2 separate regions of the Homo sapiens genome follow, and region 1 is linked to region 2. Evidence: chromatin contacts called from ENCODE Hi-C or POLR2A ChIA-PET data. All regions are on one chromosome and are shown on one strand. Each heading gives the region's core, a stretch centred on a gene start or an enhancer-like site at or near the end of the contact. The rest is flanking DNA. Distances are from core to core; before and after follow the strand shown. Region 1 overlaps TIAM2 (TIAM Rac1 associated GEF 2). Region 2 has its middle 43 kb from the start of TIAM2.

Region 1 (4,839 bases), core at 728-3,227, 300 kb after region 2:
GTGCTGGGATTATAGGCATGAGCCACCACGCCTGGCCCACAAGCACCTTTGTATTGACAGTCTGTAGTACAGTGAAAGCATACCAATGTACTTGTCAATACATATTGACAGTCAGTGCAGTACAGTGAAAGCATACCAATGGCTTGCTCCATTCCTCCTTTGTCATAAAGAAGAGGGGTCCTGTCACCACCTACTTGGCCTGGTAATCACATTCAAAATGGTATTGCATCTCCTAGAATGTTGTAGATTTTGATCTTACAACACAATCCCAAATAAGGGTGTATCTTCCTTCAGAGTAGCTGCATTCCAAGCAACTGGGCATCCAGTGCCAACTGGTGGAATCCAAGTAGCACTGGTGTATCCGCTGGTACCCAAACCAAATGCACCTGGATTCCTACACACACCCTTCATGGCACTCAGACAAAGGGGCAGTTTTCACTGCCAGAGAGGGTCCTACTGCCATGCCTGTTGGAAGGGAGCTGTGGCTCTAGGTATGCGAAAGGTGAATCTGCTTGGAGCTGTGGAGTGAAGGCTGTAGGCTGCAGGCTGTGGTGCCTGTCACCTTACTTTACAGGAGAAAAGACACTGCTTTCCAGATAACCCTTAAGTGTACAGAATACAAATAAGCAACAACTAGAGTGAGGCCAGTGGGAAAAACACTGGTTTATTTTCCTTTATGAAATTTTTGTGGGTATGGTGTAGGGTCTGGATAACATTGCTTAATGGCTTTTTTGATGTTGTTTTTTTTGAGATGGAGTCTCACTTTGTTGCCTAGGCTGGAGTGCAGTGGCGCGATCTTGGCTCACTGCACCCTCCACCTCAGGAGTTCAGGTGATTCTCCTCCCTCAGCCTCCTGAGTAGCTGGGATTAGAGGCGCCCACCACCACGCCCGGCGAATTTTTGTATTTTTAGTAGAGACGGGTTTCACCATGTTGGCCAGGCTGGTCTCGAACTCGTGACCTCAGGTGATCTGCCCGCCTCAGCCTCCCAAAGTGCTGGGATTACGGGCGTGAGCCACCGCACCTGGCCACGCTTCATGGCTTTTAATGAATTGTTTGAAACTCACTTTTTAGGCCACCTATAACAATATTTCTCATGGGTATGCATGAAATGTGTCTTTAAAGTCAGACATTCCTGCATTTTGAGTCAGTGTTAGTCTTTGGGGCGCAGCCTGCATTCCATCCTCGGAAGCTCCCAGCACTCCAGGGCTCTGTCAGGGCTGTGAGGCGGAATCCCACGCTGACAGCTGGGTGCCTGACCCACTGATGTGTTGGGGTTTTCATTAAAGAATGGCATTAGGAGGACTATAGAAATAGATGATCTATAAATGTTAAAAGAGAAATGAAGAATTTAATTCACCCCACTGTGCTCTTCTGAGGTCTTTTATCCATCTGCTTGTAGCTAAAACTGACAAAGCCTTCAAGGCTTTTCTGGACGCCCGGAACCCCACCAAGCAGCATTCCTCCACGCTGGAGTCCTACCTCATCAAGCCGGTTCAGAGAGTGCTCAAGTACCCGCTGCTGCTCAAGGAGCTGGTGTCCCTGACGGACCAGGAGAGCGAGGAGCACTACCACCTGACGGGTGAGGCGGCGGCGGCACCTCCGGGCGAGGGCCTGCACAGGGCGGCGAGGGGCTGCCAGCCGTGCCCTGGGCCTGACAGCTCACCTCTTCCCCGCCTAGTGGCACGTCCTAAGTCACTTTTCAGTTCTGCGATGGTTAATCTTAGGTTTCACGTGAATATGTGAAACTAGCTAGGCGTCTGGGCACTCCTTTAGAGCTTACAAAATACTTGGGTAGAAATGATCTCATCCGGGTAGCGCCATACTCCTCCTATGCAGGGATGATTCTGTCTTCACTCTCAAAATAAGTAAATTACCTCAGGTCACGTGGCTGTGAAACAGTGCCGCTGGAACTGAAAATCAGGCCTATTTTCCTACCACTTGGTTAAGTTTTGTGGGGTTCGCTGCCCGAGCTGCTGGTCAGATTTGTTGGGTGAGGCTCCACCTTGTGGAGATCTCTGAGCAGAGCTCGGCTTCAAAACCAAACTCCCAATGATGGGTTATGCTTTCAAGTCGCTACTGGTGTGTTACTGTTTGAACCTCTGAAATTACTGGCCTGAGACACAATTTATCAAAAACACAAAGCCTTGCAGTTTGATAGTAAATAGAGGATCCTTAAAGAGGGGCTTTATTTGGGTTGGAGATAGTGATTTGTTCATATGTTGAAACTAGGAGGTCCAATTAAACCATAGGTGATAAAATTTATGGGGAGAGAGAGGCTTATTAACACTTTAGTATTACTGAATAATAAATACTGAGAAGAGCGTAAATTAAACTGGCTTTTTTTCCATGACAAGCATACTTTGGTATCAAAATCAACAAGAGGAAAGCATTTTTGTATGACAGTTAACTTCTATAAGTAAATAATACAAATTATGTTCAGCATTCATACTATGTAAAAACTTCATTTTGTATTAAGATGATCTTTAGAAGGGTTTGATTTAAAAAACTTCCTTCCAAACTTCCCTCCAGTTAGAATTAAAATGCTGAATTGGGAGAAAAAAAAGTATAAAGAATACTGAATTTAGAAGTGACCTAAAATTTTGCTTTTTGGCTTTTATAAAATAATGTATCTCTCATATTCCCTCGCGGAAAGTTATGAACATATACCATATATAAATGCAAACAATTGTTCTGTCAGTCAGTCATGTACTGGGGTGTTTTTAAGTTCCATTTAAACCTAGATCCGGGTTCCCAGAAGGGCAAGCCAAACTCGAGAGCTGGTGCCCTAAGCCCAGTCAGGCTTGGGTTTGAAGCCTGGCTCCATTCTTGTGTTTTCCTCTCTGGAACTCTGGCAGAATATCCTGCACTCACTTTTCTCATCTGTAAAATGGGATGGTTTAGTCTTTGAGTTATTGCGGGCACTAAATGAGATGATTCACAGAAATCACCTGTCGTGATCCTTGCTAAGTAGAAAGTGCTCCAGAAATGTCAGTTGTTGTTATTAGTGATACTTTTCACTGATACTCTGTCTCATTTCAAAAAGAATTTGAAGTAGGAGATAATTTTGCTGTTCTTCATTCTAAGGGCTGGGCTACAGTGGGCTGTTGTGACTTATTCTGAATGTAATGCTCCTGCTAGTGGGTACTGGTCTGGAATCCTGAGTTGAATCTTGACTCCATTCATTATTACTGTTGGATAGAATCTAAAACAAATAACAGTTATGAAATAAATATGATTTCATATCTTGCAGAAGCACTAAAGGCAATGGAGAAAGTAGCGAGCCACATCAATGAGATGCAGAAGATCTATGAGGATTATGGGACCGTGTTTGACCAGCTAGTAGCTGAGCAGAGCGGAACAGAGAAGGAGGTCCGTGAGACATCTGCACCCTGGGAGCCTAGTGCATGTGGTGTGGGGTCTGTAGGTGACCTTCTAGATAGGCTGCCCTGTTAGGACTTTCCTGGAGGAGAAAATGCCTAAGATTTTTCTTGATAACAATGTGTCTAATGAACTACACAATTTACATATAGACATATCATAAAATTCATTACACTGGTTTAAAATATAACCTTATGTCACGTTCACATTGTCTGGAACATCCATGGAGGGTGAGAGCTGGCAGAGGGTGGGGTGGAGAAAGGACATGGGAACTGGCATGTGGAGTCTGGGGCTTTTCCTTTTTGATTTTGCCTTTTTTTTTTTTTTTTTTTAACATCAAATATTGGTGGTTACCTGCTTACTTATAAAACTAGTCCAAGCAGGATTTGACATTTTCTGTATTTTTCCTTTTTATCTGATTGCTTAATTTAGAATCTTGTGCTTCTCAAGCCAGCATGCAGGAAGTAGCATAGTTTAGGGAGAAAATGGCAGGAACAGGAAAGGACTGGAGATCAGTCCTTCACTCTGGCCAGTTTCAATGCTGGTGCTCTTTTATCAGCAGCCCGAATGGAGCTCAGAGGTGATGGATGTACTAGATCCCAGGGGAAAGCTTACAAAAGGCACTCTGGAAGAACCACGGACACTGGTAGAGTTCATCTTATGGAAACTGAGTTGGTCACAAGGCATGTCTCACCTACATGTGCGTGCACTGGAGCAAAATGCCTTCACCTTTATGTTATTCATCAGACACTTGGGTGCTTAACTCATATTTTCAAAAGCTCCACCGTTTAAGGCCCCATGTTTACAGGTATCATAAAAATTAAACCAGCTGTGCTTGCATTTTAGCAATGACTGTGTGTACATCACTATCTAACAAGAGATCATCTAGCCTGGGATTTCCGTATCTTCCTTACCTCCTGTTTTTACAATCTAGGTAACAGAACTTTCGATGGGAGAGCTTCTGATGCACTCTACGGTTTCCTGGTTGAATCCATTTCTGTCTCTAGGAAAAGCTAGAAAGGACCTTGAGCTCACAGTATTTGGTTAGTATTCCATTCAGAAGAATGCAGACTGAACAGAGGCTGGGATTACGGAAGAACTTCACTAGCCGCACCAGTCCAGCTCACTCCTGAGCTCCAGGAGTCAGAATTGCTATAATGGTTGGGGACTTAACAGGGCCAGCCCCCAACTATTTGAAACTCCGGCATCGCTCTGCATCCTCATTATCTTGTTCTCCCTTCTGCTGCTTGGCTCAGGCCAAGTGTTACAGGAACAGATCCCTGCGGCTATTTTGAAACCTGCTATCTTTTTCTTTTTCTTTTTCTGAGACGAGGTTTTGCTCTTGTTGCCCAGGCTGGAGTGCAATGGTGTGATCTCTGCTCACTGCAACCTCCACCTCCCAGGTTCAAGCTATTCCCCTGCCTAAGCCTCCTGAGTAGCTGGGATTACAGGTGCTCGC
Region 2 (4,733 bases), core at 282-2,781:
CTCGTACCCTTCTCTTACTTTCCACCAAACAAATGGAATCACTTTCTCCATGCTGAGCTGTCTAGATTTGGGGGATGGGTGGCACAAGCACTTACATCGCCATCACTGCTGAGAGTGTGTTGGGTCACACCTGAAGCCAGCACAATACTGGGTCTCACCCAAGGCCTGTGGTGACCTGATATTTATTCAATGCCCAAGAGCTTTTTAGTTGGCTGGTGGTGAATTCTTCTGGGACTGTCTTTTGCTTCAGGGCAGTGGGTTCCCTTCTGGCCCAGGGTGGGTCTAGAAATGTCACCCAGGAGCTATGGCCTCGAATGGGGGCTTCAGGACTTTAGTGCTTTATTTTACTGTGGCTAAGCTGGTGTTCAAGTTGCAAGATAAAGTCCTCTTTAAGTCCTCTTTACTCTTTCCTCTCCTCTTGGAATTGCGAGCTGTGCTGCCTGGGGTTGGGGGACAGGCCTTGGCCATGTCAGCTAGTGTTTCACTGGGTTGCATGCACACCAAGCCTACTGGCTCCAAGGTCGGCCCAGTACTGCGACTTGCCCAGGAATTGTGGTCCTTGTGGCCTAAACTGTCTTTCAAGTTTATTTAGTACCCCAGAGCACTTGAGCCTGCAGTGGCAGGGCTTGCTAGAACTCCGGTTCTGACTACCAAGACGAACCCTTCTCCTCCAGCTAGGACTGGTCTAAATGCTCCCTCCATGGGCACCAGCCTAATTCTGCCCTGTGTTGCTTTCCACTGTATCAGGGCAGCACTGAGTTGCAATGCAAAGCTCCATAATGACTTCCCTCTCCCTCTTCCAAAGACACAGATTCTCTGCATCATGCTGCGCTCCTAGGGGAAGGGCGAAGGGTAGTGTGAGCAATTCAAGGCTGTCTTTCCCACCCTCTTCAGTGCCTCTTCCTTGATATGATGTTAAAACCAGGTACTGTGATTGCTCACCTTATTTTCTGGTTCTTTTGAAGGTGCTGTCTTCTGTGGATAATAGTTCAATTTGGTGTTCTTGAGGGGTGAGGTTGGAGGGGACAGGGTGGGATGATAGCTGGAGGGTTCTGTTTGGCCATCTTGCTCTCTTTATAGTTATTCTTCATTAAATAGAATCACCAAGGCAGGAAGGTGTCATTACTGCTTTGATTCCAGATGCCTCTAGGCTCGTAGGCCATTTGAAGGCTTCCAAAGCTCTGGCGATAGAATAGATTCCTTCATGGACCCCCATTCCTACTCCTCTACAGTATCCATGCCACGTGAAGATAGCAGTAGGAGAAGATTCCTCCAGCTTCCTCCAGAGTGTGAAGGGGGTGCTGAGGATGGAGCTTCTGAGCCTGAATCTCTGCCGACTCAGGAGACGTCAGAGTCTGTGTTCCGTGACTGGCTCCCCAGCAATCTCACCAGATGTGCTTAGATTTGGGTGGACTCAGTCACGCTGCCCAAAGCTGCATTCACTCATAGGGAGAGCAAGGGACCCACAGTACTGCTGCCATGTCCCTTTGAGGTGGCCTCTGTGTGCACCTGCTGGTCCTCCAGCCCAGTCTGCTCTCTGTACACAATCCCCATGAGCAGCATGAGTGCCAAGAACTGCTCAGTGCTCAGGTCTGGCACCTGGGCTTCTTTCACGTGCTCATAAGGCAGCCAGCGTGTTTCCCTAGGTACCCCGGAGGCTTTGGGCACAGAGGACCACACGTCCAGAAGTTTGGGCCATTCACATGTGTGCCATGTGGACCTCTCTGGAGAAGAGAGCTGGGTGCACATCTCAGCGTGTGCAATGGGCATGAGTGTGTTTGGCAAGCATGCTCAGGATGAAGATCACCCCCTCCTTTATCCCACTGCTTCCTGTAGCTTCCAAACCACCTCCTCAGAAGTGTCATCTCCAGCCACTGCTTCCTGTAGCTTCCAAACAGCCTCCTCAGAAGTGTCACCTCCAGCCACTGCTTCCTGTAGCTTCCAAACGGCCTCCTCAGAAGTGTCACCTCCAGCCACTGCTTCCTGTAGCTTCCAAACGGCCTCCTCAGAAGTGTCACCTCCAGCCACTGCTTCCTGTAGCTTCCAAACGGCCTCCTCAGAAGTGTCACCTGCAGCCACTGCTTCCTGCTCTTTCACATTTTCTTTCTTCTTTGTCTGTGCTCTGTGGTTTGGCATCTGCCCCAGCTGCTCTGCTGCCGTCTTGTCTACCATCCATGCATGAATGACTTCCTTAAAAACACCGCCTTGTCTTTCCGTGGTCCTTCTCCTTTTCCTTCCTTCCAAAGTTGTCACCGTGGACCTCCTCTTCCACCCCCGTTCAGGAAACTGTTCCCTCAGGCTCACCTGACCTAGCCCTTTCCAGTTTCCTTAGCACCTGGGCAGGTCCTTCCGGGTGACTCATCCCATCCTAGCAAGCAGATTTTGGGGACATACCTAAGAGCTCTCCCCTGTTCTTCTGGTGAAGCATTTTCTCTTTTCAGAGAAGTCACTGCAAGCCAGGGTGACTTGCTGATTTGAATCTTCAGCCCTGACTCCTCTTCTGAGTTATAATTACTGCCTGGACATTGCACCCTGGGGGATCTATTCAGACTGAACATGACCAACGGTGAACTTGTCTCCCCCACCTTCTGTCCTGCCCCAAATCCTCACCCTAGTATCTGTTAGGAGGGCACCTCTTTCAGCCCTCCAACCTCTAGAGCCAACTTTGACCCTTCCATATCCTTCTTCCCCTGGAAAGGGACACCAAGTTCTGCTTTTCCTTGAAAATCCTTTAGATTTGCCTCTAGTCTCTGTCCTTGTGACCTCTGGCAATAGCTTCTGCTCTGGGCTCCCGCTCCAGTGCCCCATTTCTGGACTTCAACACAATTTGTTTTCTTTTCTTTTCCTTTTTTTTGAGACCAAGTCTCACTCTGTCACCCAGGCTGGAGTGCAGTGGTGCGATCTCGGCTCACTGCAACCTCCGCCTCCTAGGTTTAAGGGATTCTCCTGCCTCAGCCTGGGACTACAGGCTTGTGCCACCACGCCCGGCTCATTTTTGTATCTTTTAGTGGAGATGGGGTTTCACCATATTGGCCAGGCTGGTCTTGAACTCCTGACCTCGTGATCCACCCACCTCAGCCTCCCAAAGTGCTGGGATTACAGGCATGAGCCACCACACCCACCACATCACCCTCTGCTCAAAAACCTTAAGTGGCTCCTTCTGGCCCAGGATGGGTCAAGTCCAGGTTCTAAATCCCCATGTAACCTGGCACCAACCTACCCATGTCCAACCATATTTCCCACACCCTCCCCAGACATTCATGGAACAGCTCTTCAAGGCACTGGCCCAGGTTCTAGGGGAATCAAGGAGGAGGAAGCCTGGTCTTCTCCTTCAAGACCTTTTCAGTGAGGTGGAAGCTGGAGGTGGGGCATGTAGCTAGGCACAGGAACTCTAATGACGATGTAAGTGGCATTGTCACAGGCAGGTCATGTGACACGGGAGCACAGAGAAGAGTACCATTAGGTCAGACATATCATACATGTGGCTTGTGACATCCTATCAACATGAAACATAGCTGTGTTTCTTAAGCCATTTTGTTCACAACACAGCCAATGAATTCTTGTGACAATGTACCAAATTATTCAAAACAAATTTTTTAGTAAAATAATAAAACTACTTTTCTCAAAACAGTTTGATTTATTTTCTTTTTTCTTTTTTCTTTTTTTTTGAGATGGAGTCTCACTTTGTCACCCAGGTTGGAGTGCAGTGGTGCGATCTCAGCTCACTGCAATCTGCCTCCCAGGTTCAAGCGATTCTCTTGCCTCAGCCACCCGAGTAGCTGGGATTACAGGCACACACCACCATGCCTGGCTAATTTTTGTATTTTTAATACGGATGGGGTTTCACCATGCTGGCCAGGCTGGTCTCAAACTCCTGGCCTCAGGTGATCCACCAAAGTGCTGGGATTACAGGCATGAGCCACCGCACCCAGCCTCAAAACAGTTTGATTTTTGAGGAAAGAGTGCCTCCTTTTCATTAATTTGCGGGGGTGGGGGGTAACAATTTGCCTGAATTTCTATATTTTTGAAAAAGCTCTTTTAAAACATCTTGTTAGATGGGGCACCATGACTCATGCCTGTAATCGCAACACTTTGGGAGGCCAACGCCGGAGGGCTGCTTGAGCTCAGGAGTTCAAGACCAGCCTGGGCAACAAAGCAAGACCTTGTCTCTGCTAAAAATAAGAAAAATTAGCTGGGCGTGACGGTGCGTGCCTGTGGTCCCAGCTACTTGGAGGCTGAGGGTGGGAGGATCGCTTGAGCCCAGGAGATCGAGGTTGGAGTGAGCTATGATAGCGCCACTGCACTCCACAGTGGGCAACAGAGCAAGATTCTGTCTTAAAAAACAAACAGAAAAAAAACGCCACAAAAACACTTCTTGTTAGGATAGATGTGGTGGCTCCTGCCTATAATCACAGCACTTTGGGAGGCCAAGGTTAGAGGATCGTGTGAAGTCAAGAGTTTGAGACCAGTCTGGACAACACAGCAAAACCCCCAACTATACCAAAAACAAAAAACAACCCCAGAACCAAAACTTCTTGTTATTGGTAAAAGTACTGAATTTTTATATGAACATGAAAGTTAAATGCCTGACTGATATGAAAATGGTCTTGTCAAATGCATGAAAAAGGAGCGGTTGTCTTCAGGTGAGATGAGAGTCATAGTTTTGGAGTCTTTCTGTAACGTGCTCTCATTTTAAGAGTTCCACTCAGCTGCTTCCTGTACAACCCTCCACA

Evidence for each region. Hi-C counts contacts between places; a loop is a spot of excess contacts on that map. ChIA-PET counts read pairs that join two places held with the same protein, here RNA polymerase II (POLR2A). Pooled maps may share reads with other maps.
Region 1: a loop to region 2 is called in a pooled map, with 2.5 times the contacts of the local background. The contact joins two enhancer-like sites. A Hi-C loop is called at or near these places in 2 of 50 pooled maps. POLR2A ChIA-PET finds 5 or more read pairs at or near these places in 2 of 52 experiments (CD4-positive, alpha-beta T cell and WTC11).

The regions. Positions count from the first base shown.
Region 1 is chr6:155,246,599-155,251,437 of GRCh38, forward strand. It overlaps TIAM2 (TIAM Rac1 associated GEF 2), which reads left to right. Exons shown (of 27, transcript NM_012454.4): 20 at 1,402-1,581; 21 at 3,253-3,371; 22 at 4,315-4,423. It also overlaps a transcript of TFB1M not described here. Among named protein-coding and RNA genes, the nearest start is that of CLDN20, 15 kb to the right of the region's middle. RefSeq lists an enhancer at 737-1,432. Within about 2 kb of position 1,978, at least 10 of the 41 ENCODE cell types and tissues checked have a DNase peak (open chromatin) inside an H3K27ac peak, as active enhancers do.
Region 2 is chr6:154,949,665-154,954,397 of GRCh38, forward strand. No RefSeq gene overlaps it. Among named protein-coding and RNA genes, the nearest start is that of TIAM2, 43 kb to the right of the region's middle. RefSeq lists an enhancer at 1,696-2,196. Within about 2 kb of position 1,532, at least 4 of the 41 ENCODE cell types and tissues checked have a DNase peak (open chromatin) inside an H3K27ac peak, as active enhancers do.